Regions from separate parts of the Homo sapiens genome. Here all the other regions are linked to region 2. Evidence: chromatin loops called from intact Hi-C (ENCODE). Cell type or tissue: endothelial cell of umbilical vein. All regions are shown on one strand.

What was found. A loop is a pair of places that touch in the nucleus more often than their neighbours do. Peaks named below come from ENCODE experiments on the same cell type or tissue, not always from the same donor. Only the 100,000 strongest peaks of a DNase experiment are listed, where the experiment ranks them.
Region 1: a loop joins it to region 2, with 7 times the contacts of the local background. A loop is called at or near these places in 6 of 110 quality-filtered maps.
Region 3: a loop joins it to region 2, with 6 times the contacts of the local background. A loop is called at or near these places in 3 of 110 quality-filtered maps.
Region 4: it touches region 2 in a loop (6-fold over the local background); 3 of 110 quality-filtered maps call a loop at or near these places.

Annotation. Positions count from the first base shown.
Region 1 is chr9:78,867,877-78,875,876 of GRCh38, forward strand. It overlaps LOC105376097 (a long non-coding RNA gene), which reads right to left. Exons shown (of 4, transcript XR_929975.3): 3 at 1,920-2,095. Among named protein-coding and RNA genes, the nearest start is that of PSAT1, 570 kb to the left of the region's middle. RefSeq lists an enhancer at 3,369-4,568. In endothelial cell of umbilical vein, no CTCF peak of the experiment used is centred here; a DNase peak (open chromatin) is centred at 3,845; H3K27ac peaks cover 1,181 bases.
Region 2 is chr9:79,010,284-79,018,283 of GRCh38, forward strand. No RefSeq gene overlaps it. Among named protein-coding and RNA genes, the nearest start is that of LNCARSR, 550 kb to the right of the region's middle. In endothelial cell of umbilical vein, no CTCF peak of the experiment used is centred here; DNase peaks (open chromatin) are centred at 2,488 and 3,688; H3K27ac peaks cover 3,840 bases.
Region 3 is chr9:78,928,982-78,936,981 of GRCh38, forward strand. No RefSeq gene overlaps it. Among named protein-coding and RNA genes, the nearest start is that of LNCARSR, 630 kb to the right of the region's middle. In endothelial cell of umbilical vein, no CTCF peak of the experiment used is centred here; a DNase peak (open chromatin) is centred at 4,090; H3K27ac peaks cover 1,725 bases.
Region 4 is chr9:78,817,171-78,825,170 of GRCh38, forward strand. No RefSeq gene overlaps it. Among named protein-coding and RNA genes, the nearest start is that of PSAT1, 520 kb to the left of the region's middle. In endothelial cell of umbilical vein, a CTCF peak has its summit at 4,153; a DNase peak (open chromatin) is centred at 4,161; H3K27ac peaks cover 230 bases.

The DNA of each region.
Region 1 (8,000 bases), 140 kb before region 2:
AAAAAATTATAATACAATTTAGTACATACTATATAATGGAGATAATTAAGGAAACATAGAAAAAGATGGCGGTACGTCTGACTCCTGGTTTCAAGAGCAGAGAATTCTTTGAAGAATATACCCATGAAAAAAAAGTAGGACAGCCAGAGAGAGGAGCACGTAATATACAAAATAGATGAGCATGAAAACTTAAGGTAATGACACTAATGGAATAAAAGGTACAGGGAGAAATGGCTGGAGATGTCAGGAAATCATTAGGAAACCAGGGCTCAGAATATGGTAAGCTGCAAACACCAAAGAGGTTAGAAAGCAACCCTTGGAAAGTGACGGGAAAGTGATAACAAGAAGTTGATAATTAGATCCGCTTTTTAGGAAATTCTTTCTAGCAGCATTTTCAAAGTTGAAATGGAGGGGGCTAGACTGGAGACTTGGAAAACAATCATTCTGGGGGGATATGATACAAAGGAATACTCTTGAGTCCATCTACCACTGCTATTACCATAGGAGGAAATACCATCCTCCAGGTGTGCTCAAAGCAGCTTTGCGTCACAGACTATGGACTTTTGGGCCTATTTGTGTTTATCTTTAAAACTGTGCTTTTTAATGTCATGGGGCAAGGACATGAGTATCCTAAATGAATGGCCTGCCTTTGTTGCTGGCCAGTATGGCTGGCCCACTTTGCTGCTTGGCAGCCATTAATGGATATTTTCTATTTCATGAGAGCCTTGCTTTGCTGGCTACCCCTTGTGTATTATCAACTGCCCGTTTATGTTTCTACCAATTAAGCCCCAAAGATAACAGGAGCAAACTAATATGTGATTCAATAGAATCTTTGCAATATTTAAAAGGTCTAATATTAAGTGCCATATTGGGTTATTGAGCATTCAATTAAAAAGTCTCAAGTGTTTAATTTAGGATTTTCCATAGGACAGTTATTGTTTGTTAATTAGTTAATTAAATAACAAATGATTATTTAAAACATGCATTAGGATTAAGCAAGCTGTAAGAGAGATAAAGATATCTCCAAGGCAATTAGCTCACTGTAATTTTAATGATAAATGTGTAATTAGACTCTTATTCTAAAGAGATTGTTTGGAATGGTTTTCACAAACATTAAACAAGCATGTAACGTGATATTTACTTACACAACAAGCAAAATGTAGTTCTAATTCTTATTAAGCATCAGCCAGTGTATTCAAATGGTACCTAATTTGCTAAAAGCAAAAATTTTACAAGTATTGGTACTTACAAAAATATAATCCATTAAAAGCTTATATAACTAACTTAATTATATTACAACTAGATGTATCCCCAAGCCTATTTATTTCACTTCCTAGAAACTTACCTGAGAATTTCCAGTGTGTCATAATTTAACAACCAGCATTTATACTTTTATGTATCCAATACTTGAGGGAGTTACTATTACATCACAAAATGAACCCCCCTTGCAAAGAATAAAATACATTTCCTCTTGGATATCTAGAACCTACCACAGTTCCTGGCACATGGAACTCTGTAAACGTCTACAAAATTTATTTGAATGAGCAGAAAACATCCAGAAATATCCAGACTTCCTGATTCTGCTCATTCGAATTCTGTTTCTCCCCATTCTATCACAAGCTCCTGGCTGCCGTCTCTAAAAATGCAGCTCTTCTATTATTCTCAGCAGCCAGCAGCCTAGTTGAATTGAGCTGGAGAAATCATGTCTCCAGAGGACTAGCATGGGTTTTGGGTGCCTTGGGAATTATAGTAATGATGATAATCATAAAAATACCGGAAAACACTTATTAAGTGCTTCCTATTTGCCAAGCACTGAGAGAAGCTTTTTCCATTGATAACCACTGTTTATATTTTCAGCAACCTTGTAAGAGAGATCCTACTATTATGTGTGTATTTCAAATGAGGACATTGAGGCTTACAGCAGGTATATAATTTTTCCCAGGTCATATCGTTGGTAAGTAATGGAACGAGGTTAGAATCCTAGGTATCCTGAAGTTAGAGCCCATTCTTGCTTTAGTTAAGTTTCTCTTGAAGCAGATCCCCAGATGCAGTTGCTTGTGCAGCTGGTTTATGAAGCCGTGTGCTCAGGAGAGACCTGTGAGGGAGTGAGCCAAGAAAGGTAAAGAAGTGGAATAAATTAGGCAATTATTCAGTTGAAGTTCAATTAAAGTCTAGCCTCAGTCTGATCCTACAAGGAGCTCTGGAATGTAAGTAACCGTACAGAGTAGTCCCACCTTAAGGCATGGGGGCAGAAATTTGTACCCCAGAATCTATCTCTGGTGGGCCGTTGACTGCCCCTGAAGTAGAAGACATAATCTCACAGGTATGTTCCAGTGGGAGGTAGCTTACTTTGTGGAGACCTGTTACCTGGACAAGGTTTTGAGCTGTTGCAGCCAACCCTCACAGAAGGAGAGAGAGTGGGGATGCCAGCCAGGTACAATAAATCAAACCAAGGCATCAGTAGCATGTACTACAGAACCTGGTTCCATAATGTTGATCTTCACTTCTAAGCTACCATGAAGAACAGAGGATTTTTGTCAAACAGGCTGGATTTTTATCCTGTTCTGCCACTTCCTAGCCTAGTGGCTTTGGGAAAATTGCTTCTATGTTCTAAGTCTAATTTATCATAATCTATAAAATGGAAGTCTTAATACTACTGGTCCCATGGGATTATTATGTTGACCAAATGAGAATGTATGTGAATGCATTTTATAAGCTAAAACAGAACATGAATGGTATATGTGGGGTTGTTATTGCCATGTCTAACTTTCCAGGCTCAGGGGCTTCCAGGGGGTGGTGGCCCATGAATCTATGGAAGCCCTGGTCCAGATGACACTTATGATGAACATAAGTATAAGGTCACTGGTGTCAAAATAGGAGATAAAAGGGATACAGACAAAACAGAACTTGAATGGAAGATGATTGACCATCTAGGCTGTCTCATGATCCTGCTGAATATTGATAATCTTAATTAACACTTTCAAAGACTGAGGGTCAGGAAAAGTAATGTACCTAAGTTGCACAACCAGAAAATGGCATACCTAGGACTCTGCCTCAGGTCATTTGAAGCCTAATTTCACAGTATTTTTCAGTTATACCATACAGCTCTTCTGCCTTCAATATTGGTAAATCCCAGTGATTTTTTTTCAAAGGCATCTCCTGTTCTCTCCATCCCAGGGATAATGTTCCCTCTCCTGTATCAAGACGTTCCCATCCTGACCATCTTGTGCCCTGGCCTTTTCTCCTGAATCCTGGATTGCAACTAATAATCACAAAGTCTGAATGTAGCATAGAGAACCATTTCTATTTCTGATTTCTGTTTGGCTCACAACCAGCACTTAGCCCCAAGAGGCATTTGGAGCCTTATCTGAAGCTTAAAAAGGCAGCAAGTTCACCTTAACAACATACTCAGTGGAAGTTGGTGTGGAAAACTGGCTTCAGTTTCAATAGTTGCACAGCACTGAAGTCTTAATGGAGGACCATAAAGCCAGTTGATGTAGAAACTATGGATTTTGGTAGCAAAGGAGACATAGATAACTGAACAAAACTGGGGTTCTGTTAGGAAGAATGAAGACAATAGATAATGGATTCGCACTTGGCAATGTAAACAACAGATAATGAAGATGATGTTATATCTTAATCCTCCTATTAATTGTTTAGAACACTTAGAAGAGGAAGAATATAAGTTCTGTAAGTAGCACCCACAAATCCCCCACACCAACTTACAGAGATCTCTTTCTTCCTAATGAGAGTGAATGTGTCCTAAAGCTTGAGGCCATGGAAGCAAATGTGGAACCACCTTGCTGGGAAATTTCCATATGGCGTGAGATCCCCTGTGAGTAATTCTGCAAGTATTGTAAACATTTCTTTGGCAAAGGGAAGATAATAAGCTTCTTTCCATAGCCTGGTGAGGGAGCACAGGTTTTGAATCAGGCAAATATTTGAATTCTTGCCCAGTAATTTTTAATCACATTAGGTTATTCTACACTTCACCCTCAGTTAGCTCACTTATAAGAAGGGGATCATAATTCCTACTATAGAGTTTTTTGGTGATTCAGTGAGGTAAAATATGAAAAAAAATTTCTTGATCCTTTTATGCTGATAGGATGATAATACTGTCAGTTCTTTTTTATTGTAGGCATGAGAATGGGGTGAGCATTGTGGGCACCACTGGTTAGTACGTAGGAGAAATGCTACCCACCTTAAATACCTAAGATTTTATTGCAGGTCCCCAGCGGTAACACAGGATGGGCAAAAGAAAACTGAGGTTTGAGGCAAAGTCAATTCTGTTATGATTTTGCTGTGAGATCTGGGAACAATTAATTGACCTCAAAATTTCATCATCTCAGCCATGTTATTTACTTCTTGGCTTTACAAAATAATATGTGAAGACATCCAATGAGAAAATTTCCAAGTGCTTTGAGCTTTCACATGGTCTTTACACTGAAACAGACATCATATAAAAATATATGCAGGTTGGGCGCAGTGCCTCTCACCTGTAATCCCAGCACTTTGGGGGGCCAAGGCAGGTGGATCACAAGGTCAGGAGTTCCAGACCAGCCTGGCCAACATGGTGAAACCCCGTCTCTACTAAAAATACAAAGATTAGCCGGGCGTGGTGGCAGGCGCCTGTAATCCCAGCTACTTGGGAGGCTGAGGCAGGAGAATCGCTTGAACCCAGGAGGCAGAAGTTGCAGTGAGCCGAGTTAGCACCATTGCACTCCAGCCTGGGGGACAAAAGAAAGAAATATGTTAAAAATAAGGCTTAGAGTCATTTGACACATGACATATTATTTTGGAAAAAAAAGATATTTTGACCCTGGGCAAATTTTTTTTTATTTCCATTACACAACTGGCTTAATTATTTTAAAATTCATCTTCTTAAGGGATTTTCCTCTAGAGACCATTGCCATGCTTGGAGTGACAGCAATACTTATTTTAGTTTCTTCCAGGCATACTTAACTGACTCTCCAAATCAAACTTTTGGTGTGGCAGCTCCAAAGAAACTCTCCTTACAAAGCATTTTAAATAGCATTTGTGAAAATCTCTTCTCTCTGAAAGTCAAAATGTTCTGCATAAACAGTAAAACAAAATGGAGGCATGGTCTATTAAACAAACAACAGTGATAGACTCCAATATTTCACAATATTACTACTTGCTTAATAGGGTGCAAGCAACTTAAAAAATATCTGAAGTCGTTTCCTAATTATTTCCATTAACTGTTCAAATTTGAGCTTTTTCACGATGTTGGTTATGAACAGTAAAAGTAAATCAAGTGATACTAATAATAATTTTCAATTAAAAAACACAAGATAGAAATGAGCTGCTGGCTCAGCCCACTTATTTGAGAAGATAGACTCCCTTTCCGTTAAGGCAAGACCTACTTAAATAAATGGGGGTAATTTTATTCTTGAATATAAAGGCGAGTTTTCCCAAGACTCAAAAATTTCCAGGCTGGACTTTCTCAGTACTGACCTCTTGTCCCGGCCTCCTTGTTCCTTTATTCCTTCCCTATTGAACCCTCACCATTTTTGTGTGTGTGTGATTTTTGGGCTTTGCAGGGGGAAAATCAAAGGTAGTGATATGGTTTGAATATTTGTCTCTTCCAAATCTCTTGTTGAAATTTGACCCCTAATGTGGGAGGTGGAGCCCAGTGGGAGGGGTTCAGGCCATGGGGGCAGATCCCTCATGAATCCCTTAGTGCTCTCCCTGTGGTAATGAGTGCATTGTTACTCTATTAATTCATGGGAGAGCTGGTTGTTCAAAAGAGCTTAAGGCCAGGCATGGTGGCTCACGCCTGTCATCCCAGCATTTGGGGAGGCGGAGGTGGGTGGATCACCTGAGGTCAGGAGTTCAAGACCGGCCTGACCAACATGGTGAAACCCTGGCTCTACTGAATATACAAAAAATTAGCCAGACGTGGTGGCACACACCTGTAGTCCCAGCTACTCGGGAGGCTGAGGCACAAGAATGTCTTGAACTTTGGAGGCAGAGGTTGCAATGAGCCGACATGGCACCACTGCACTCCAGCCTGGGTGACAGAGCAAGACTCTGTCTAAAAAAAAACCATAAAATATAAATAAATAAATAAATAAATAGCTTGTCACCTCCTCCTCTCTCTTGCTTCCTCCCACCTCACCATATGACACATCTGCTCGCCCTTCCCCTTCCACCATGATTTAAAGCTTCCTGAGGTCCTGACCAGGAGCAGATGCTGGCGCCATACTTCTTGTACAACCTACAAAACCGTGAACCAAATAAATCTCTTTTCTTCATAAATTACCCAGCCTCAGGTATTTCTTCATTAGTGATGCAAAACTGGCTAAATACAGTAGGTTAGGAAGAGGGAGGGAATTGCTTTCAGCAAAGTAGGCATTCCAGAACAGTATGTGCTCAGAGCTCAGGAATGAATAAATCCCCCAGAAGGGAAAACTGAATATTCCTGGTCCAGTATTATTCCTCTATATGTAAAGAAGAAAAATTGGCAGGACAAACAGGGAAAAGCTGTCTGGCACCTATTTTTTAGCCAGGCTATGCCTTTTGGAGTTGCTTTCTTCAAATGTCTATCTGCTTCTTGAATTCAACTAAGGGAGAAAGGGCCATGGAGATATTTTGTACCAAGGCTTGAAAGCCAATGATTACAGGCTCATTAAGGGTTCCACATGCCAAAATGTAAAGACCATCGAGACTAGGAAGAAACTGCATCAACTAACGAGCAAAATAACCAGCTAACATCATCATGACAGGATCAAATTCACACATAACAATATTAACTTTAAATGTAAATGGACTAAATGCTCCAATTAAAAGACACAGACTGGCAAATTGGATAAAGAGTCAAGATCCATCAGTGTGCTGTATTCAGGAAACCCATCTCACGTGCAGAGACACGCATAGGCTCAAAATAAAAGGATGGAGGAAGATCTACCAAGCAAATGGAAAACAAAAAACGGCAGGGGTTGCAATCCTAGTCTCTGATAAAACAGACTTTAAACTGACAAAGATCCAAAGAGACAAAGAAGGCCATTACATAATGGTAAAGGGATCAATTCAACAAGAAGAGCTAACTATCCTAAATATATATGCACCCAATACAGGAGAACCCAGATTCATAAAGCAAGTCCTGAGTGACCTACAAAGAGACTTAGACTCCCACACATTAATAATGGGAGACTTTAACACCCCACTGTCAACATTAGACAGATCAACGAGACAGAAAGTCAACAAGGATACCCAGGAATTGAACTTAGCTCTGCACCAAGCGGACCTAATAGACGTCTACAGAACTCTCCACCCCAAATCAACAGAATATACATTTTTTTCAGCACCACACCACACCTATTCCAAAATTGACCACATAGTTGGAAGTAAAGCTCTCCTCAGCAAATGTAAAAGAACAGAAATTATAACAAACTATCTCTCAGACCACAGTGCAATCAAACTAGAACTCAGGATTAAGAATCTCACTCAAAACCGCTCAACTACATGGAAACTGAACAACCTGCTCCTGAATGACTACTGGGTACATAACGAAATGAAGGCAGAAATAAAGATGTTCTTTGAAACCAACGAGAACAAAGACACAACATACCAGAATCTCTGTGACTCATTCAAAGCAGTGTGTAGAGGGAAATTTATAGCACTAAATGCCCACAAGAGAAAGCAGGAAACATCCAAAATTGACACCCTAACATCACAATTAAAAGAACTAGAAAAGCAAGAGCAAACATATTCAAAAGCTAGCAGAAGGCAAGAAATAACTAAAATCAGAGCAGAACTGAAGGAAATAGAGACACAAAAAACCCTTCAAAAAATTAATGAATCCAGGAGCTGGTTTTTTGAAAGGATCAACAAAAGTGATAGACCGCTAGCAAGACTAATAAAGAAAAAAAGAGAGAAGAATCAAATGGACACAATAAAAAATGATAAAGGGGATATCACCACCGATCCCATAGAAATACAAACTACCATCAGAGAATACTACAAACACCTCTATGCAA
Region 2 (8,000 bases):
GATTCCTCTTGTTCTTTTCAAGCACATCTTTCTGGCATCTCACTAGTGAACACACCAAAACATCTCTCCTCTCTGCTTCTGGCTGTTGAGTTACATTCTTTCCTGGTTCCTCTCTCCTCCCAGCTTCTTTAGCAGTTTTGGCTAAGGATTTTTCTTCCTCCTCTAGGCTCACAGATGTCTCTTCCATGCCCTTCCTTGATGGAGCGTTACAAAAATCTTTGACCATTTCTGGCAAAATAGACTTTTTTTGGGTGGTGAACATGGGAAAATGGTGGCCAAAGTGGGAAGTGAGTTGAGCTGGCTTCACTTGGCTGGGCTGGGTACAGGAGGGCACTTTGTGAACACCCTCATGTACATAGTGCATATTTCCCAGAAGAAGAATCCTTCTTCAAGGGGCCTATGAGCCAATAGGAGCAAAATATATGGGAATAAAAAGTGACCATTTTAGAGAAGATGTGATCACTTCCTAGTAGTTGTGCTTGGCTCTATGTTTTAGTTTAGTTATGTAACAAATTACCCCCAAAGTTTAACAGCTTTAAATAACAAATATTCCTTCTCAAAATTTTTGTAGGTCAAGGATCTAGACGCAGCTTGCTTATGTGGTTATTGGTGGGATTCAGTTCCTCATAGGTTATTGGACTGAGTTATTTGACACGTGGGCTTCTCCACAGGGCAGCTCCCAACATGGTGCTGGCTCTCCTCAGAGGGTAAGGGAGAGCAAGGGAGATGAAAGACTCTGTCTTTTGTAATCTAATCTCAGAACTGAGAACTCCTTACTTTTTCTTTATTCTGTTCATTAGAAGCAAGCCACAAAGTATACCCCACAATTGAGGGAAGGAGGTGATTACACAAGGGCATGGAAAGCAGGAGGAGGGGTCTCCGAAGCCACCTTAGAGACTGCCTATCTTACTCTTGTTCACACTTGACAAATACTTTTTGAATAAATGAGTACCCAAAATGTGAGAGACTCAGATAAAGGGCTAGAAAATTCAGAGAAGTAATGGGATATGAAAAAGGCTTTTTACAGGACATGACAATTTTAGTTGGAGTTAATGGATTAGGATTAGGTTTTGTGGCGTGAACAAAACATGTGTAGGCAAAGAAATAGCACTAATGGGAGCCTGGAGGAAAGAAAATAGGGGCCAGGAAAAATATTAGATCTGATATCGTTAAAGGCACCACTGCTGTACACCATAAAGACCCTTGTTATATGAAGTCATGAAGTTTTATTCTTGGCAAGTGGTGGCCTTGTTGAGAATTTCTGCAAAAAACCTGAAATTCATGAAGGGCATGCCTTCCTAAAGAGTCAAACCACAGTTCTGAAGACATTTCTCCTAATCCAAAGATTCAAAGAGCAGCTGTCACTGTACTCATTTAGTTGGCTTCCTGGATTTTGAAAACCATCCACGCTCATCATTCCTCCCTTGCCACGCTGCTTTCATTAATGTTGCCCTGTTTGGGCAGAAGTTGCCCTGTTTGGGCAGTATCTTGGTTGTGAACAACTGCTTCTTCTGAGGTCTTGCCTCACCACGGGAGAGGCTGCAATCAAATATTATCAACACAGGGGTATAAAGTCCTCTTATTTCCAAATCTGAAGAGTTGTTCCAGCTTTCTGAGATAGGCTGATCACTTAGCCAAGTCCATATTGCTGCTCAAATCCCCTTCCATGCACAGATGTGAATTCCATGAGAACTTCCTACTAAATCTCCTGCATGCTAACCTCCATCTCAGGGTGGTATCCTGGGCCACCAAATCTGAAATATCCCTGGAATGTTTGACTAACTGGATCACTAAATAATTTTAATGAATATTCTGCAAATTATTGACCTGGCCTTATCAAAAATGAGGAACCGTCTTAGAAAGAGTTCTTAAACTCAAACATCTTACAATCTAGTGAGAGAGAAATGGTTAGAAAACATTAAAAAACAACTAAGACATGTTGGAAGAATGAAAGTCATAATTTATCATAAGGTTATATCACTTATAATTCATTTTAATGAATTAAAATGAATATAGTCTCATCTAATGAGAGAGACAAAGTGGAATGAGGAATCTAATTATTAATTAATTATAATGAGATTATAATCTCATAGCCCAAAGAGAGAGACAAAATTAATAAAGATGCAAAAGAAAAACTAAAATATCTTTATATTTAATCAAGGTGCAAAAGAAAAACTAAAATATCTTTATATTTAATCAAGGTGCAAAAGAAAAACTAAAAAGTAGTTATAATAACTTTTACAAAGAAGCAAGCAGTTTATAAGGAAATTTTACATGCATTATCTCATTTAATCATTTAAACCAGTGCTACAGGTGAAGTTATTAGCACAAGTTTATGAGTGGAAAAGTGAAATGAATGAGTTTAAGTGGTCTGGCTAGGAAACAGCAGAGCTTAGTAAACTCAGCATGAAGAGGAAATGAGAACAACTGCATTCCCAACTTGTTTTGTCACTTACTCATCCTCTCTTTGGCACTGGATTGATGTGGCCAGGAATCTCATGTGTTCCTGACCCTATAATCAGCCTTTGTCCCACTTCTCCTTTGACAATAGTTTATAAGATGAGAAAAAGGTTCTTAGCTAGTCTTGTTCATTCTTAAGGTCTAATACTCTTTTTATTACTTTTTTTTCAATATTCCTGTTTAGGTTTTGTGGGTTTTTAGTTTTTTTTGTCTTCATTTTTACCCCCTGCTTATCCTTTCTTTAATCCTCTCTTCTCTTTTACTTCTAAAGTTGTAAGCCAGCACTGTGCAATAGAAGTCTCTAGAATGATGGAAATGTTCTATATTTGTGCTGATCAGCACAGTAGCCACTAGTCATTGTGGCTATTGGGCACTTGATATTTGGCTAGCACAACTGAGGAACTGGCTTTTTAATTTAATTCAAATTTAATTGATTTAAATTTAAATAGCCATGCATAGATTGTGGCCATAGAATTAGACATTGTAGTCTAAGCCTTCATTGGTGCCACAGTCCAACCGTCTCTTAAGTCTCCTAATTTCTTTCCCCCATGGTGGTGTCTCCTTATGAAGAGGCTGCAATTCCATTCTTTCTATTTTTATACCACTCTTTCTTTCCAGCCCCAGTGCCATGGATACCAGTTCCCACTGGGCATTTCCGAAGGTGGGGGATACTCTACAGGTGCATACACCAGTAGTGTTGCCAGGCATGTGTTGCTGGGATAGGGACTATTGCCAAAGAGACAACTTGGTCATTGTATGGCACTTTATTTTAAAATATTGTAGAAACATGCTGAAATTCCCCTTGATCTGTTTCTTATGATGTGAATAGAAGAAGCTTTCTTTACACCTTCTCTGGTTTGTGTAGGTTTTATATACAACTAGTTAGTCCCCCGCCACTCCAAGTAAATGATTTTACATCTCTGAATCATACATCGCCTTCTCTGCTCAGGAAGACCCTTCTCATCTGTCCCTATCTAAATCCAAAATGTCCATTTTGCCTAGTATTTCTTGTTCAGAATTAATGACTCACTTCTGTGTGTCATCTAGCTCTCTATTGCTTTGCTCATTATAGCCTGAAGTAGATTATTAGGATTTTTTAAATTTCTTTCTACTCTACTAAATTGTGGATTCTTGAAGGACAGGATCATGCTGCTTGCATCTCTGTATCCTTCATGGCTAAGGAGAGTATCCGGAACATAGTAGGATCTCAGTATCTCTTCATGGAATTTACACGTCCATTTGGCCTCTGAAAACCACATCCTCTCCTCTACAGCTTGTCTACTTTCTTTTCCTGAGGCCAACTGTTAGGAAATGATGTTCTAAGGTAAGAATTTCCTTCACACAGCACCCTAGTTGCCCTCCTATCAGGGCCAATGCAGATTCCACCTAATAAATGTGGGTTCTGGCACATTTGTTTATCAACATATTTCTCTGTGTGTATGTGTTATTGTATTTTATTCATTTCTGGTGTATTTATTATGGATTTCTTTTTATTTCCATAAATAACACTACAACTGAAGCAACATATTATCTGTTAAGCATCTCCAACAGTCAGAAGGCATTATTATATGGCTCAGTGTTATCTTTACAATCTTTGTGTACCTCCTCTTCCTTCCACCTCTTCTATTTTTCATCACTATCCTTAATTATGCCAATGAGTCACATGATGGGACTGCCCCAATTGTAAATTTTCTGTAATTATTGCCTCCTGCACATGCCAGATGCATCTGAATTCACAAAAGCTCAATATGCATTTGACAAGTTATTAAATACTAAACCAAAATGTGCTTCAGCACCTACGCTTGTGAACTGCTGCAGTAAATAAAAGTGTCTGATGATGAAAGGTATTTATCCTATTTGATAATTTCAATTAAACCGTTTCAGATGTGAAATTTAAAACACTCATTTCCTCAATCCTTGCTGCCTTTCCTTGGTAGTTTGAACATGACTCTTAGATTCCTTTGGCTCATGACATGATGCTATATTGAATATTTTCCTAACTGCAAATTTGATTTTCAGTCACATTCAGGCTTATCTCATTGTGTGTTATTATTGTACTTGTCAGCAGAGAATCTTTGCAATTGCTCCTTCAAAACTTGCATAAATTTGGTGATCTGTAGGAAGTTATATTTAAAGTATTTTAATAACTAGTGTGGCACCAACCAATTATAATGGACACCTGCAGGAGCTCTGGGGCTGGTTTTTGGAAGGCCCCCTACTAGGCCAGGCTTTAACCCTTTGGCTGCAGAAGAGCTCTTGGAAGTATCCAAAGTGAGGTACCAAGGCAGCTAAGGTTTGGTGGTCAGTGACCCTCCGGGTCAGGACAGCAGCTCTTTACCAACTGCTATGGAGTAGTTCAATAGCAGTGCACATCTGCTGAATGTCATTCTTGGTGATGTGTTTATTTAAGAGCCAGCAGAAAAGAAAATAATTGTTCAGGCATTTAGAATGTGTGTCAAAGGGCTAGTTTCAGGCTAATGTTTGTCTGGCTTTCAACTCTTCTTTGATTTGCACAATTGCATTTGTCCTTAAACAATTACCAAAAGGACATGTTCTGCTCGGGGCAGAATTCACCTTCTTATTCTGAGAGATAGTTAATACGTTATCTGGCAGGTGAGAGAACTGAACACAGAGACTCACCCTTCAGAATTCAGGTCAGGAGTTGCGAGGCTTTTCCTAACTGAACTTTTTCCCTGAGTCCAAGTGACAAACAGGAATGAACTCAGCATAGCAGATGCGGGGAGAGGAGGGAAGAACATTCCAAGAAGAGGGAGCACTATGTGCAAAGACACAGAAGTGAGAAGCATCATCCCATGGCAAGTTCACACAAGCCTCAAGCAGGTTAGAATTGTCAGAGATCTGGGAAGAGGAATGGTCACAGGCAGGGTTGGTGAGAGATGAGGCTGGAAAGGTGCACAGGGCCTGGGTATATAAAAGATTTTTTATGAGGGAAAAATGTTAATTTATTCCATTAGTTAGAATATTGATGGTAGCATTTAGAAATCAGAGAAAGAAATTTGACTCAATGCAGAGGATAATGGCAGATTATTGTGGGCCTTGAAGTGGAGCTCAAGGGAGGTAAGGCTTCCAGGTAGAGAGAGACAACATTTGTCTATTTTCATTAAAATTAGATCTTTTTACACCCTTTATTACAGAAAGTTTTCTACAGAAGCTTTTTTATAAGCGCTAAGTGGTCTTGGGGAAATATTGGAGAGAGGCAAATCCTATTTATTGTTTTTTTTTTAAAGGTGTCTTTAGGTGAGAGGTAATCACACAGTCCTAAAAAGATCTGTTTGCTCACCCCCATCTGACTTGTAACCTAGGCCACTAATGACATAAAAATTATCTCCCAGCATGACTTTGTCCTTCCAACAAGGCACGGTTAGAAGCAGCCAGCCTATTGCTGCGTGATCAGAACCCATTTGCTACTGGAGCTTTGTGTGGTGCTGCAGGTATGTGGTACAGAGACGTGTCTCATGATCACATTAATGAGGAACCTGTCATCTTCTCTGTAGCTTCCAGCATTAACACCTCGAATGATGACTTGGAGATGTTAAGTCCTAGAAGGAGAAGAAACATGCTGAGGAGGTTAAGGGTGAACCAGTGAATTTCCCAGTGCAAACTTACCAAAAGTACTGCTTTTTTTCTTAAATGCTAGTAGTTTTGAAACAATGTAAAAAACCAGTCAGGTAATTTGATTAACAGCTCAGTTACAAGTTTGCAAACTTTCTAACTGTAATAATTATTTTCCTCAATGAATGAAACAACAAAGTAAGAGTTATTCAAACTGGTCTTATATTTACAGTGCCTAATTAAATTTAGGTGACCTTTTGGTAAAAATCGTATTATTCACAGAATGGGCCAAGTACCAGTCCACAGCTCGGGTGTATGAGGTATATTTTATTTTACTTAACAAACCCTTGCATATTACTTATCTTCTTGAAGACACCTTTGTAAAAGTGAATCTAATCTTTGTCCAATCTTCCTCACTTTCCAATTTAACAGATGAGAAAAGTGAGACAAAAGAAAGATCAAGTTTTTTTTTTTTTTTTTTTTTTTTTTTCCTCCAAGGGAATCAACTAATTCTGGTGGATTGGGATCTAAATTCTGAGTACTGAGTTTTTACCAAGCATAGGGGCAGATGGTCCAGTGCACACAGGTGTTCCCTGAGGTATCTGTTGGTATCATATGGCCTTCAGTGATCTTTCCATAGAGTTCATGTCTGAGCAACCCCTTGACCTTATCCCTCTAGTCCCTTGGGGTCCATATGCTCTGGCTCTAGCTACTCTCTTGGCCACATCTAGGAGGATCAAGACACATGGCATCTTTTTCACGCCAGGCTGTCTGAAGCTTTATCTGCCCAGTGTGCTATTAAGGTATTTCTTTCCCTAGGATGTTATCTCCAAATTAAGAATTCATTCATTCATCCAACAACTATGTTTTAGGCAACTTCTATGTGCAGATACTATACTAGGCACTAGGAAAACAGCCATTAAATATGCTTATAGGAAACTTTCATTCTAGTAGGGGCATATAGGCAATAAACAATGACCAAGATAGCAATAATATCTATCAGCACCCATCATTATATATGCTTTCATTACTTAATTTGAGTTCCCTCCAGAAGCAGGCAAGAACTTGAGTGCTGGAGATAATCCCAGGAAGTTGGAGTGAGGGGTGAGAAGAGTGAGACAGGAAAAAGGAAAAGCTGGTAAGCACTTGTAATCAAATTAATCACCACAGTGAGCACTTGGGGCTCAATTTTCCCTCTATCTTCTAAGTTACAGGATGTCTTTCAGATTATCCACTTAAAGTTTGAAAAAGAAAAGCAGATATGCATTGGCTCCTGGACCCCCATTATTTGAGGCATATCTGTAGATTAGCTCCTCTTCCTAATAAATGCTGCACATGTCTACTTACCATGACACAGCAAGATGCTGCCATTGCATAGAGTTGAGATTCATATGAAACACTCTGATGAAACCATGGCTGGAAGCCGAGGTGAGCTAAGGTAAAGAGTCTGAGTAAAAAGGACCCTCCTTACACTGCTCATACCCACTTATGCCTACATGAAGTCGAATCTGTCTGTGAGTGGTCAAGGTGCTAGCCTGTTTCAATCTCTACAAATACTTAACACAAGGATTAGTGAAACAAGTTTCAGTTGCCACAGCTGTAAATGGCCCCAAGGCCTATCTTGGTGAAAATGGTCCCAAGGCCCATCAACAATCTTCCTTCTCAACTATCCATTCCACATTCCGTCACTTCATCTGGTCTCAGTTGTTTGACGGGGTAAGCCCAGCCTTCATATCTAAAGAGCTCGAGTTTTTTGGTTCCTTGCCATTGTTTGGCTATGTTTGCTACAATCTTTGTTGATTGCTACCAGGAGACATAGGGGTAAAAGAAAGAAAACACCCCAGTGAAGAGTTGCAGACATGCTTCTCTCAGCCCGGTTTCGTAGCAGCAACTCCAGGTCCTCGTGATACTCTTTGTCAAATATTATACATCCCAGAGTAACTCCTTTTGTTGTCATTGTTGTTGTT
Region 3 (8,000 bases), 81 kb before region 2:
TGCTGGGCCTCACCCCTCGAGTTTATAATTCAGCAGGTTTTGAGTGGGGCCAAGGATTTGCATTTCTAGCAAGTTCCCAGATGATGCTAATGCATTGGTCAGGTGACAACATTTTGAGAAATGTTGCTTTAAGCCACTAACATGATTTAATGACAACAGCAATAATACCTGGATTTATGTAGTGTGCTTGCTCAGGATGAGACTGTTGCATAAAATCTATGGGCTTAAAGTCATATTTTAAAACATGACCTTCCTTGGAAACATACACCTTGAGTTGGAGTTATAAGGTTACAGGAGGAAGAGAAATGAATTTGATCGGAGGTGGAAGGAAATGTCTTCACCTTGCTCATAACTATGATTTGTTTCGTCCTTTCAGGGTAATTAGCCATACTTCAGTAAAGAGAACTAGGGGACTTTGTACTTATTCATTCATGATGTAGGGATGAAAAGACAACCTCTTACTGCACCAAAAAGATGAAAAGAAAATTATTGACGTTAAATTAGTTATGATCACCTTTCATCAGAGAAAGATTCATAATTTGGCTATAACATCTGGCTATTAACTGATTACTTCCTTAGAATATCACACTGTCATTTGAGTGGAAATAGTGATGCAGAAAGCTAAAAGACAGGGAAGGATATAGATTCAGTTTTTGCCAAGGGGGCAAGGAACACACAAAACTACTCAAGTGACACTAATAAAAGATCAGCCAGGGAAGTCCCCATTTGGAAGCCTATGGCCTTAATGCTGCATGGGTCTTGGCTGGCCTTAGTGTGACACCCTGCTTCTTCTCACTGCCATCAATGTTACCGCTTCATTCTCTCTTAGCATTCCTATGCTCCTCACAGCCTAAGTGTATTAGCTGTCCCCAAAAACCAGATGCTCCCTGCTTTCAACTTTATCTTGAATTTTTGTTTGAACTGTGTGAATTTTCAAAAAACAGAGGCTAAGTCTCAACATAAACTGAACAATTACGTGTTTCCATGTAATCTATCTTTCTCAGTTAAGATTTTCTCACTATAAAAAGAAGAGTCAAGCACTTCCTTCTTTGTGCATCTACACTAGAGGGCATTTCTCCCCAGTGCGCGGAGAAATCAGTTTTTGCTATAACCAGTTTTGGTCTTTGCTTTTTAAAACATGAAAAACAGAACAGACAAAAAATACCATGTGCAGTAATGATGAAGGGGTGAAAACAAATCTGAAGAGGACTGTTTTAAAGAACTAGATTGTTTAGCTAAGTAACAGAGCAGATTCAAGTTTGCATAAAACGGTCTACCTTGTGGTCAAACATGACCGCCTAATAATTTTTTATGAATGACATCTGGGAGAATGAAGAATGAAACCAATTACAATTTCTAATGGAAAATTTGATCTAGTCCATGACTCTGAGGCACCAAATGTCTTCAGGAAGCTTTCTTCTCAGCTGGAACCTAATTTTACTGGACCCACTTTACTCTGTATGATAATGCAGATGTCTTTTGTGGCTTCTTTGAGGTCAAAAAGGCATCGCTGTGTGCTGTTTAAGAGTAAGTTTCTTTCTAAATAAGATCTGACTGGGTCATTACCCAGAAGCAATAATTGGGCCATCAGGGACAAGATGAGCTCAAAATGAAAGAATAATTCACTGGCTAAAGATGATAAGCCACTAAGGCAAGGCAAAAATCAGCAAAAACCACAGATCGTGTCATCAGAATTATTTAATTCTTTCTCCTGCTTATTTAAATGGAAGGAGGAATTAGACATTTATGATTTGTTTAATAAATATTTTAAGGTGGCACTTTTAACCAAAAGAGTTTGTTACATCCCTCAAAAATGTGAAGATGAGAAAATTTAATTATTGTGAACCAGTAAATAGTTAAGGAAAAAATAGTATGTATATTTAGAAAGAAAACAGAATGTTATTTATAAAAATACTGCCTAATCATGGCTATGAAGGCATTAGTCTCCTTTTAATAAATTTTTTAAATAAAAGTATTTTAAAATGAATAATTTTAAAATTATTTGGTATAATGGGACACTATAATGAACATGTAATGGTAATAAAGTAAGTGTTTTATAAGTAGATACTTAATATAAATAATATAGAGACACTTTTCATTAGAAACAGATATCTATTATCATCCCATTTGCATTGTTTTTATTTTGTTACAAATCTGAAAATAGGGGATCAATGTGTTTTTGCAGTTCAGTTGTTTAGCTGCCAAAAATAAAATAATAAAACTTTAATTGCAACCCTCTAAGGCAGCGGTCCCCAAACTTTTTGGCACCAGTAACTGGTTTCATAGAAGACAATTTTTCTACTGACTGGATCGGTGGGGGGATGGTTTCCAGATGATTCAAGCACATTACATTTATTGTACACTTTATTTCTATTCTTACATTGTAATATATAATGAAATAATTATACAACTCACCATAATGTAGAATCAGTGGGATCCCTGAGCTTGTTTTCCTTTTTCATCTGGAGATGATAGGAGACAGTGACAGATCATCAGGCATTAGATTCTCATAAGGAGCTCACAGCCTAGATCCCTCACTTGCACAGTTTACAATAGAGTTAGTGCTTCTATGAGAATCCAATGCTGCACCTGATCTGACAGAAGATGGAGCTTAGGCAGTAATGCAAGCAATGGGGAGCAGCTGTAAATACGAATGGAGCTTCACTCGCTCACCTGCCACTCACCTCCTGCTTTGTGGCCCAGAAAGGGTCAGTGGCCTGCGGGTTGAAGACCCTGTTCCAAGGGATCTGTTCCTTTTCTTTCTTAGCTTTCTTCAACACAAAAGTACTTCTTATGGGTAGAAAACAATTAAAATAACAGCTCTATTCTTGTGTATTTTCATATTTATTTTATTTGGAGATTTATTAAAAGTATATTATTGTACTTAGTGTATATCTAGCTTGCTACTGACAGAACTATATTAAATATTGCACTAATGGGAAAAGTGTTTTCTCATCTAATTGTTAAAAGATATGCTTTCCTTATTTGTGGGTCCTAGTGAGTAAATGTGATTCCTGCAAGATGTAACTATGGAATAATCCACTACTAGATATCTACCCACAAGAAAAGAAATCATTATATCAAAGAGATAGCTGCACTTGTATGTTGATCATAGCACTATTAAAAATAGCAAAGATATGGAATCAACCTGTGTCCATCAATGGATGACTGGATAAAGAAAATGTAATATATATATGTGATTGAATACTATTCAGCCATAAAAAAGGATAAAATTATGTCTGTTGTAGCAGCATGGATGGAGCCATTATCTTAAGTGAAACAAGCCAGATACTGAAAGACAAATATCACATGTTCTCACTTTTAAGTGAGCACTAAATAACATGTACACCATGGATATAGAGTGTGGAATGATAGACAAGAGAGACTAAGAAGGGTGGGGTGGGAAGGGAGAATTACAATGTACATTACCCCAGTGATGGATACACTAAAGCCCTGACTTCACCACTATGCAGTGTATCCATGTGAGAAAATTATACTGGTATCCCATAAATTTATACAAAAAATACCGTTTGATTTTATGTGTTCATTCATATTCAGGAGACATACAAATTTCTAAACAAATTGTAGTCTCTCTCTTACCTTGAAAACTGGTTGTGTGCAATCTAGAGTAGTTGTTTATAATGTACAGCAAATTTGTGGTTAGATCCCATAAAAGCCTATTTAAATACATGATTAATACAAGACAGTGACTCTATTGATCCACTGTGAGAAAGGACTCAATAATTACAGGTGTGAACACATTGTGTTGTGATCAATGGTCTGAATTTCTCTGGGACTGAGGGGATTTTCCAAGAATACAAAGGTTTTAATATTAAAACCAGGATCTTCCCAGTCAACTTAGGAAAAGTTGATCACCCTGATACATTGCTTCTAATGGCTGCGCTCCGGCTCTGAAATTCAGCTTAAGATACACTAAACAATTTCTGCCATCTCACCTAGGCACATCATTGCAATGCAAGGCAGGAAATACACCACAGAAATATCTTAGGGAATGCACCACGGTAGCAAAGATAGGAGATTAGATTTTATTGTAAGTGTAAAGAGAAGCCACTGGAGAGTATGGAGAGTATTAAGCTATGTGTAACAGGATCTGACTCATGTTAATAGAATCCCTCTGCCTGTAGGAAGAGGATGGATTATATTAGGGCAAGAGTGGAAATGAGAAGACCATTTAAAAGAAATTGTGGAAGTTCAGCAAAAGGTATTGCACAGTAGTGTGGTGGATTTGTTAAGAAGTAATTGGGTTGAAATATATTTTGTATATAGAACCAACAGGATTTGCATATGGATGGGAAGCAAGGTATGTGAAAAAGAGAAGAGCCAAGGATCATTACAAGGTTTTTGCTCTGAACAATTGGGTAATTGGTATTGCCTTTTGCTTAGTTGGCAAATGTTAAAAGCTGATGAGGGCGTCTTAGTCTTTGTTGTACTGCTGTAACAGAATACCACAGACTAGGTAATTTATAGTGAACAGAATGTGTTGGCTCAAGTTCTGGAGGCTGGAAATTCTAAGCTCAAGGAGCTGGCACCTGATGATTGCCTTTTAGCATGGTGGAAGGCAGAAGGGCAAAAAGAGAGTGAGAGAGAGAGGAAGGGGCCAAACTCATCCTTTTGTAACAAGCCCACTCCTATGATAATGAACCCACTCCCACAATAAAGGCATTAATCCTTTCATGAAGGTGGAACTCTCATGACTTAATCATGTATAAAGATCTCATCTCCCAATACCATGACAATTATATTTCAACATGAGTTTTTGAGGGAACAAACACTCAAACTATAGCAGGAGGAAATTAAGAGTTGTTTTGGATGTGTGAAGTTTAATATGTTTGGTAGATACTCAAGTAAAAGTCAGATAGCCTATTGGATACAAAAATTTAAAGTTTATGGAAAATGCCTGTGCTAAAAATGTAACTATTAATGATTATTGATGTTTGTTTTAATGGTATTGAAAATTATAGGACTGGCTGAGTTTATCTGATATAGAAGAAATAAATTGAGCACTAATCCCAAGGAACATCAACATTTAGAAGTTAGAAAAAGGAGAAGGAGTTGACAAAGAAGCCTGAAAAGGAGAAGCCAGTGGGGTAGAAGGAAACTCAGGATAACCTGATCTTACAAAGCCAAGAGAAGAAAAAGTCTCAGGAAGGAAGGAATGATTAAGGATGTCAAATGCCATTCAAACTTCAAGTAAATGAGGATTAACGATTTTGCTTGGAGTTGAAGATATGCAGACTCTTGTGATAGTAGTTTCCATGCAGTTTTGGGAATGAAAGCATGACTGGCATGAGTGTGAGAGCTCATGGAGAGAGAATAAGTGGACCCAGAGAGTATAGTCTGAGGACTGAAGTTACCATGCAAATTCATAAAAGGTGGTAACATTTAATTAAAAAAAATCCTTGGGAATACTTAAGTATATTGTACACTTGTGAGTTCAAAGCCTTTTTGGTAAAATCTTGTATAATTCTAGTTTGTGCTTTTCTGAAAAGGCAGGACATCTCTTCTGTGGCTGTATTGTTCCTACAGGTAGACGGTTAGCCACCATTATCTGGCTATAATGAGATGACATACCATGTTTCTTATAGAAATAATCCAGGTAAAATGAGTCAGTGGCTATCTCTAAGAAGCTTATTCACTATGGAGACCAGATCCTTATTGTTAACCGATCATCAGCCTTGGCCATGATACATCAATTATCAGATGTAAAGTCAACTTTCACCCTTTTGTTCAAGATGATGACATCTTGGTCTTAAATCATAATCATCATAACAATAATTACATGATGAGAGTAATGATGAGTAGCTAACAATAGAATAAAAATTGGATGAAATTAATGTTGTTTTTATTTTGAATTACAACCAAATCTGCAAATAAGCAAAGCAAAGGACAGGCAAGAGTTCAAGGTTATAAGTCAATGGATGCGGTTCTAGGATGACACACTCTAGCTAATGTTTTCACAGAGGCAAGCCCAATTACTGAAGGTCTCATGAGCCAGTGTGGAGGGAGGAACCTGTAAATTCATGAGAGCTCAGAGACCCTGGCTTGCCATTTTCTTGAATATTACACTGGAAAACTGTCACATCAGCAATCAAGTATTTACCAAATTAAAAAGTCTTAGAGGTAAAACTTGAATTAGCTTTTAGGAAAAAGCAAACTGGGGCCTGTGACAAAGTTGGATTACAGTCTACCCAGTGCAAATGAACAAAACAACAGAAGAATGAACACAAGGTTATAGTGATAACATTGAGTAAGGTCTTCATTGGTGCCAAGAATTGTGTGGTAAAACCAATACTAATCTGCCACCTGAAAAGGGAGGAGTCTTGTTCAAAGGCAAATTCTGATTCAGTAAGTCTTCAAGATGAGGTTGATCTGTTCTGGTCAGAGTACAGACTTTGAGTAGTGAGGGGCTAAATGCTTAACATGGTGAATTAGAGTAACATAAGTTTAGAGCAAATTATGGAGGATCCCGAGGATCAGATCAAAGAGTTTGATTTGTAAATGTAGACAGTGGAGCAGTTATCGATGGATTTAGATGAACTGCCATGAAATATATTATAATTTTAGGACTAATCATAAAATAGTCAGCAAAGACATCAGGAAGGCAGGGATGATTTTCTGAGAAGTTTGAGACTTGATAGGATTTGGAGACATATAAAATATGTTTGAAGCAAAGGAGATAGTCAATAAAAAATTCCAAAGTTGTGACACAAGATGAAGTGAAAGATATTTCTGTTACAAAAATTGGTAAGTGAACAGAGTTGGTGGATGGTGAAAAATGATGAATGAAAATGCTGGTACATTACATCTAGAGATATGCTAATATCACTAATAATATTGGAAGAAAATAAAGGAAAGTCCAGCGTTTGGCTGAGAGACAATAAATATGTGCATACTAAAATAGGGTGAGAAGTTTGAGAAAAAAATTAAGTGTTAAATTTTTGAAAGGGTGTCATGAGCTGCAGAGTGAAAGAATAAAGGAAATGAATGGCAACGAGAACTTCCATTCAGAAAATGATATGAAACTTCTAAAGCAACATGTAAACATTGCAGGGTAGATGGTAAACAATATTCAGTTGAGGTCTTATTCATAAAACCTTAGCTAGAGTGTGTCATTTATGCTACTTATATAATTGTAATTCAACATGCTTCTGCATTTACTATTCTCATGACTCAGTTTACTGCTGTAACTAGGACCAGCACTTTGGTGATTCTTAGGGGTGTGTGTGTGTGTGTATGTGTGTGTGTGTATGATGTATTTCTTTTAAAGTTAAATATGTCCTACTCACATTTAATTCTGAGAGGATTCTGACTATGTAGTGACTCCAGTGAGTGTTTTGATGCTAGACAGAGGCTGGATCTCATAAAAATTTTTTTATTCCTTGTACTGAATTATTTGGTAATAGTACTGTGTCAGAAACTCCTTGTTGTCTCTCAGTATATATTCCCTTCTTTTCCCATAGCATTATATTTTTATTTACATGAATGTTCATTTAAAAACTACTTTCCCCAGCTTCTTTCAGGCCTAGGCATGGTCATACAACTAAGTAAAAGTGGTTTTACAAAAAATCATTAAAGAAAAATATAGTTGTGTCTCCCATTACAATTTCTTTCTATATCTACTGATTGAGACAAGAACCTGGTGGTAAACCATCTTGGACTAAATGGAACATGAGGGTGGCATGGTGGGAGAGCAGAGCAATAAGAGGGTATGAACCTGGTTCCCCAACATTCTCGAGTTGCCGATTACTGACACACTCACACTCTTTAATGGAAGAGAAATGCATTTATATCTTATATTTAGGGCTTTGGTACAGCAATCAAACTTGTGTACTCACGAGTACAGGTAACTTAGAGAAAGGTATTCTCAAAAAGCTAATGCATCTCTAGACCTTCTGTAAGCAGAGGCCCTCTCATCTTATTTCAGTGGTAAGTTAACCATTGGAGTGTTCTTCCATATTTACCTTTGTCCCTAAACTCTC
Region 4 (8,000 bases), 190 kb before region 2:
CACCAAAAATATGGGGAATCATGATACGCTACTGTTTATATGATCATATTACTGTTTTTTTAATATATAAATGATATTGGATTTACTATTCTATAATTTCCTTGTTGACTCAACATGCTCCTGAGATATATCTATTTTGCTATATGTAGATATAAAGTATTAATTTTTTATTTTTGAGATGGAGTCTCACTCTGCTTCCCAGGCTGGAGTGCAGTGGCACCATCTCAGCTCACCACAACTCCCGTCTTCTGGGTTCAAGGGATTCTCCTGCCTCAGCCTCCCGAGTAGCTGGGATTACAGGCATGCACCACCATGCCCGGCTAATTTTTGTATTTTTAGCAGAGGTAGAGTTTCTCCCTGTTGGCCAGGCTGGTCTCAAACTCCTGACTTCAAGTGATCCTCCCGCCTCAGCCTCCCAAAGTGCTGGGATTACAGGCGTGAGCCACCATGCCTGGCCACAGTATTAATTTTCATTGATACATGTTAGTCAAGTATGTAACAGTGTTGTTTTATGTGTAAATTCCCCTAATCATGAGCTTTTGGGTTGTTTTTAGTTTTGTTCCAATTACAAATATTAACACAATAAATATGCTTTATGTTTTCTTCTTATGGGCAAGCATGGACTTCTTTTCAAGTGTCTTCACTGGATCATAGGCTGTGCCTACTTCTTTTTTAAGGATATGCATACTTTTAATTTTGCTTAGGTGGCCAAATTGTTCCTCAAATTCCACCATTACCCCCTTTTTAATCATCCCACTAGCATTGTGCAGACTCCAGAATTTCTCTGTTCTCACAGCAGTTGAGAGTTATAAATATTTGAATTGTTTAAAAACTGATAGATTAGTATTGGGTTATTTTAATTTCTATTACTCTTATAGATTAAACGGCTGGGAGTCTTAAAAACATTTTCTTGGCTATTGGGATATACTTTTCTCTACTGAGAATATTTATTCTTTGTCTATGATTCTATTAGGTTTTTTTTTTGTTCCTATTTATTTTTAGGAGCTCTTTATGTATTCTAAGCATTAACATTTTCCTGTTATATATATTGTGAAATTATCTCCCAATATTTTCCTTGTCTTTTTCCTTGGTTTAGATGCCCTTAGAATTTCCATAATTTGATTAATCATGTATAATTATACACGTATATATGCATATACATGTGTATACATATACATACATATATATGTACGTACATATATACGTATGTATATATGTACGTACATATATATGTACGTACGTATATATGTATGTATATATGTACGTACATATATATGTATGTATATATGTACACTTCTTTCCTCTAATGCCCATTTTTAAAATCTTATTTCTTCTTAAATTTCATCTACGGCCTTCAAATTTCTTGCAGATACCAACTAATGAATTGTTTAATTGGTGATAATGGTAAATTAGTACCAATGGCCTGGTAAATCCGACATAATGTGCAGACCTAAAGGATACTTCAGAACAAGATGACTTTTAATTTCATGCCACCTCAAGTATACAAATATGTGTATATTGCACCTTACACACATATATATAAAAGATTTTATTTTATGAATCATGGATTTTGGGTTCTCTTTGAGAAACCCTTCTCTACTCTGACATCATAAAGATATTCTTGGCCTTGGTCTTTAATGGGAAGAATAGTACAGTATTTCTGATATTTTTTAAACTACAGTTTCAATGAATTTATAATTTCTACTTATTAATAAAACATGTAAGATTGTAAATTTTACATATTTTCTGAGACTGATTAGCTAGGGACAGTGTAGATTTTTACAACATGTAGATAAGTAACTACAAAAAGAAGCTGAAGCTTCTAAAACTGGATAGTATTTACAGGAATTGTGTCACTTTGACAGAATGGCTCAATCAGTGCAAAAGTTTTTATCTTAATGGTAATACTTGAGGTGGCATGAAATTAAAAGTTAACTTGTTCTGAAGTATCCTTTAGGTCTGCACATTATGTTGGATTTACCAGGCCATTGGTACTAATTTACCATTATCACCAATTAAACAGTTTATTAGTTGGTATCTGCAAGAAACTTGAAGGTGGTAGATGAAATTTAAGAAGAAATAAGATTTTAAAAATGGGCATTAGAGGAAAGAAGTGTCAATTGGAAACTTGTAGAGAAAGAATATATTCCTTTATCTTCACCCATGAGATTTATTTACCCTTCATCTAAGATGTTGATGGCACATACATTTCATAGACGCTTACGTTATAGGTTAATGTAACCATGTGTGTTGTAGAAAGCATGTACACAGGATGCCTTTATGTAATTTGATCATGCAAATGCAATATAGCTATCATACTACCTGTCTTTCCCCTGCATTTTAATGGAGACTAATAAATGGATCCTTCACATCCACGGAGAGGAAGGATAGCAAAAAAAGTAATCTTACCCCATTTTTTTTTTCCTTTTTATCTGCTGTGGTTGCCATGCCTTATGTCAGAGCACATTGCTTTAGGCCATGGCTACGATGACCCTGGGGCGAGATGGGTGAGAAGGAGATACACTCTCCAGGCTGTGGCTTCATCTTGTCTTAGGAAAGTCTGATACAGCTGATGGCAGGCATACTGTTCTCCTGTCAGCGCTTTTCAGCATTTATAGATGCCTCAGGGCCCTGAGCTGTGTGCGTGCGTGTCTATCACAAAACATGAAGTTTCTTCTGGGGTTGCCATTGTGGTGCTGTGAAAGGCACAGCAGAATGAAATGCAGAGACCCAGTCTTTATTCCCATTTTGCCACTAACTAGCTTTGCATCTTTTAGAAAAATGATCACACTTTGCAAATATCTCTCTTTCAAAGAAATTGTTTGTGTCACGTCATAATTGCCTATGTTACTTACTATCTCCTTCCTTGGAATGTGATTATTTCAAAGCGAGAGACTATGTATTCCTACTTTCCTGCCCATTGCTTAGTATAAGGTGGGCGCTTAAAGAAACATCTGTAGTGGAAAGTAAGGTTTCTTCTCCTGATCTCTGTGTTCCCTAGAATTGGAGGATTGGAATTTATTAACTCATAAAGTCTTGAACTCTTGAAGACAAAGAGTGATAATTTCCCCTGCAATGAGTATAAGCCCTAATATGAGGAAACTATTATTCCACTGAAGAGTGTTGGGCATAGAAAGGAATCAACAGACACTGAACCTGGATAACATTTCTAGCAAACGATCTGGGCCTCATTAGAACCTCTAAGGAGGTTTTCTAATTTTCTGACGTGAAGGTATTGAAATTAATACCAGACCCACACTACTTATTTACATCACACATACCTGCACAAGCACAAACTTCATAAATATCTGTGCTTAAGATAACTAATTTAGCCAGATTTATGGTATTTATGCCCCAGTGTGAGCTCAGCTCTGATGGCCTTACCTGCAAATTTAAGTCAAGATTCTGGTATTCGAGAACATTCCTGTCTGGAATTGCCACATGTTTCACATGGATACCCAATTTTCTTTAAAGGAAATGTGCATGGGGAATGGAGTTTCAGATATTCCAATAAATATCTGGAATATGGCCTCAGATAGTCCAATAAACTCAATAAAGCAAGACTATTAGTAGAAGGCTGAAATGGAAAACACTCAGTAATGGAGAAAAAATAAGATTACCATTGAAGAAAAGTGCCATATATGACCAGTCACCAGTGACATTAAAGCTGTGCAGAGATGCAAGCTAACTTGAAAATCAGGTGCAAAGAGGACGGATATATTTCATGAATTACAGGTAGAAAATGAAAGTTTATAATAGCTCTAGTAAGGATATTCTTAGAGTGGTTTCAAGTCTTGAATTTATATTCTTACTGTGATTTTAACTCAAATACTGATCTTCAAAAGAGTGACATCATTGTTGAACTATTTTATGTTAGTCCTGACCAATGAAATATACTTTAAAGCATCTACTTCTTTCTCCTTTCATTTAAGTGGTAGAGAAAATGAAATTGTTACATTGCACTTCTGTTACTGGAGAAATGTATAAGATTTTACCTTATTTAAACTAGGAATCCCATATCCTCCCTCCCTGAAAAAACTCGACATTGCCTCATGCACTTTTGGCCCTCATAAAGATCCAGTTATCAGCCCTCACCGAGATCTTTATGCTGAACCTGCTGTTGTAATTTCTAGAAACCACCAGTAGGTGTCTCCTATCAATAGTTTTGGTCACGGAAAGGAAGGGTGCCAATCATTTGTCATTCATTTAATAATGGACGCCATTGTCACTTGGTAGAGGGTCTTGATTGCAAGCTGTCCAGGTTCTTGGCATTTTGAACAAAGAATTGGACAAAACTCCCAAGAAAGCAAGGAAAGAATGAAGCAACAAAAGAACAAAAGCAGGAATTTATTGAAATGAAAGTATACTCCACAGTGCGGGAGCAGCCAGAGCAGCAGGTCAAGGGCCTGGATACAGAATCTTCTCCGGTCCAAATACCCCCTACAGGTTTCCCATTGGCCACTTCATGCTCACCCATGTAAATGAAGTGGTGGACCCCAATTGGTATGACTGGTTGCCGAAAGCAACCAATCAGAAGCTGAAGTGGCGTTACAAAGGTCACACTCCTGTGCAAACATCTGATTGGTTGCTTTTTTCAACCAATCAGAGGCTAAGGTGAATTTACAAAGTTGCAAACAAAGACTCCACCGGCAATCAGTCTGATAGGTTGCAGAAAGCTAACTTCTCATCTGCCATGCAGAAAAGGTTGGGGGTTTGCAAAGGGAGTAGCCTCTGGTCCCTTTGTTACCCAGGCGTGGAAAGTTAGGGTTTTCCTTTCAATTTAGTTCCAGGAAGTCGGGGCAAAACAGCCCCAGGCTCCCTGCCTCTAGACCCTATTCTCCTGCTTCACCATGAGAAATCTGCCCACTGTATGATGCAGACAATCCAAGCCCATTTAATGTGCTTCTAAAATGGGTCAGCCAATCTTCATTTAAACCTTAACCTTTCAGGAAATGAGTTTCAAATAGTGGTTGTTGTGTATGTGTGTGTGTAATAAGTAATCAGAAAATGAAGTTCAACATTTGAGCTGATTTCCTTCAAAGTCTACCAAAATTATCATTAGAAACAAAAAGTTTATAAAGCAGAAGAAGTTGACAATCCAGCCATGAAAATGAACACCTTCCTCACAAGACTGGCAAAAGTAGAAAATTTCCTAGAGATCCAGTCTTGAGGTTTCATTATGCAGGAGGTTAATGTTTACTGTCTGAAGTTGAAGGGTCTTCCTAACAAGAAAAAAATTCAATTTTCTTCTATGTGAAAGAAGGAAAAAGATCTCTTCTGAGAAAGTAAAATGGAGCAATCGAGTGAAAAGTTAGCCTTGATTTGTGCCCAGGCCACTTTATAGAGGTGACGTTTTATTTATTGCTGCCCTCTTTCTGGGAGTCTCTTTTTGTTATTCTTTGCCCCTTTTAATGCTGTCACATTTTGTGCTTTTGTAGCAAACATTCCTCTGGAGCTGGGCATATATTGCCTTCTGAAAGCCTTCTCTCCTCAACTAGATGGTACTGTATCTGAGGGCACATTTTGTCTTATATTCCCTAATCTCTCCTACAGTATCTAACCTGGAGCCTCATCTTGAGTTGACATTTACTGAATGCTTCTCACTGTTTTCAGTATGGCATCCAATTTTTTAGAGAAAAGCTTGTGACAGATTTTTGGTACTTCCATAGTCCCTGATAAGCACAATGCCTTGCACATAGAAGGTACCGTATTATTTTTGAAATAGCGAATGAAGCACAAGGCTGATAGAATAGGAAACACATATCCTAATTGGAGCAGTGGTGTGGTGTGTTTTTATAAAAGAATATTTATTCCTTTGAGAGCCTAAGGCAAGCCAGGCAGTGTACTGCTCAATCTACTTAACCTACTTAAGGGTGACCCATAAATTCAGCTGACCTTAGTCAACCATGGAAGCATTGGAATTTAACTCAGAACTATGCAAGCCTAACACTCTCCAGGGATTAATGTAAAGAAAGGTATGGAATGGAGCTCTTGATCAATGGGCAGTTGAGCAGAGGAGAAAAGAACTTTGTAAACTTCCTTTTAGAATATCTTAAAGAAAAATTTATACCACTAGCAATGTATTAGTTGTTTGCCTAACCTGTCTTAGGTTGGCTTCCACAGGAAATAGATTCTAAGGTGAATACTTATTTGCAGAGGTTTATTGCGAACACCTTCAGAATCAGTGCTTGTGAGTGAGTGAAAGAACTAGGATTGAGCAGACGGGAAAATTGAACTGAGATGCAATCTCAACCAAGGCCCCAGCCAATCCTGCTGGGAGCTCTAAACCTTCAATGGCTCTTTGACTTATGCTACCTTGAGGCAAGGCAGCTAGCGTTGGTGCCCCCAAATCTACCTGTAATTGGACATAGGCTACCCCAGGAAACTGAATCACCTTGAATGTGGTGGCTCTCTTCAGTAGGGTTCAATTCAGTTCTTAGAAGGTGATTCAGCTGTGAGTTATCAGAAGCCAGCATTTCTAAGAGCTCAGGGATCAGTGCTTAGGTCCTAAAGGGGCACACCAGATGGTGCACCAAAGTACTCACTGTGTATTTCTTCTGTTCTTCTCTCCCACCAAAGAAAATAAAATCTCAGCCTCATCCATGGAGAAGTAGAGTAAGGTTTGATAATTAGATTAGCTCTTACATCAGGGCTAGAGAAGGGAACTATTTTTCAAACTTGAATGGCTTGACCGCTCCATGCTTGGGCTTCTGTGCTTCAGGCTAGGCAAGGGAAAAAGAAGAGGACATAGGCCTTGGTCATTCAGCTTTAGAACTAACAGAATTGTAGGATTAGGCTTCAGGCTTGAGAGGACAACAATTCAAATTGCAGGGTCTAAGGGCATAGAAATCTCAGGCTTCATTTGAAGCCAAAAGAGATGATTGGGGAGGGTATGGGAATGAGAATGGCATAAATGGGACAATTTGGAGGGAGATCATGTCTGCATGTGTTTCAAGTAGTAACAGAACCACAGAAGAGGAATAAGGAAACGCTATGACTTCAGTGTATCCACAAGTTTGCAGTAACCACATTGCTGGGGAAACAGAGATAATGGTGAGACTTGGGGGAAACCTACTAAGAGCTCCATTCAAGAGTCTCAAGTTGAGATGTCTTAGCCTGCTCTGCTGCCATAACAAAACACCATAGACTGAGTGGATTAAACAACATAAATTTATTTTCTCACGATTCTGAAGGCTGGAAAATCTAACATCAAGGTTCTGGTCAATTCAGTTCTTGGTGAGGGCTCTCTTTCTGGCTTACAGATGGCCACCTTCCCACTGCGTCCTCAGATGGACTTTCTTCGTGCACATATGTGGAGAAAGAGACTGAGTTCTCTATTGTCTCCTCTTATAAGAACACTAATACTATCAGATAAGGGCCCATTCTCATGATCTCATTTGACCTTAATTACTTTGCTAGAGGCAGCATCTCCAAATACAGCCACACTGGGGGTCAGGGCTTCAACATATGAATTTAGCGGGAACACAAACATTTAGTCCATAACAGGAAAACTAGCATTAATGTAGGGATATACTGTCAGGCATGATAGCAGAAATAGATGTCCTTATTAGACACCTGGGCAGATACTGAAAATAGGGTTGTGACTCTGTGGCCACCTAGGAGTGTCAGGATACTCCACTCTCAGGCAAAGAGGATATTAATTGCTTAAGGCAGCAGCAAGACTAATTCCAGAGCTTAATAGCTGCATGCATTAAATCTCTTTCAGGATTGGTTCATAATAGTGGATGAAGCTGAGAGTCTGAAGACAATGTTGAGTGAATAATCACTAATCTAGTTTAGGACTTGGTTTCACCTAAAGGTTTGAATGTAGGAATAGTATTGCTCTTGGGTATTGATTTCCTATAATCGCTTGGATTTTCTCTCTGTAACTATTTCCTTTGGAGAGTCAGGCCTGATCGCTCATAAGAGTAATCCTCACAAAATTCCAGTGCTTCTGATGGGACTAGATTATAGCTGAATGTTCACTTCTAAGATGGTTA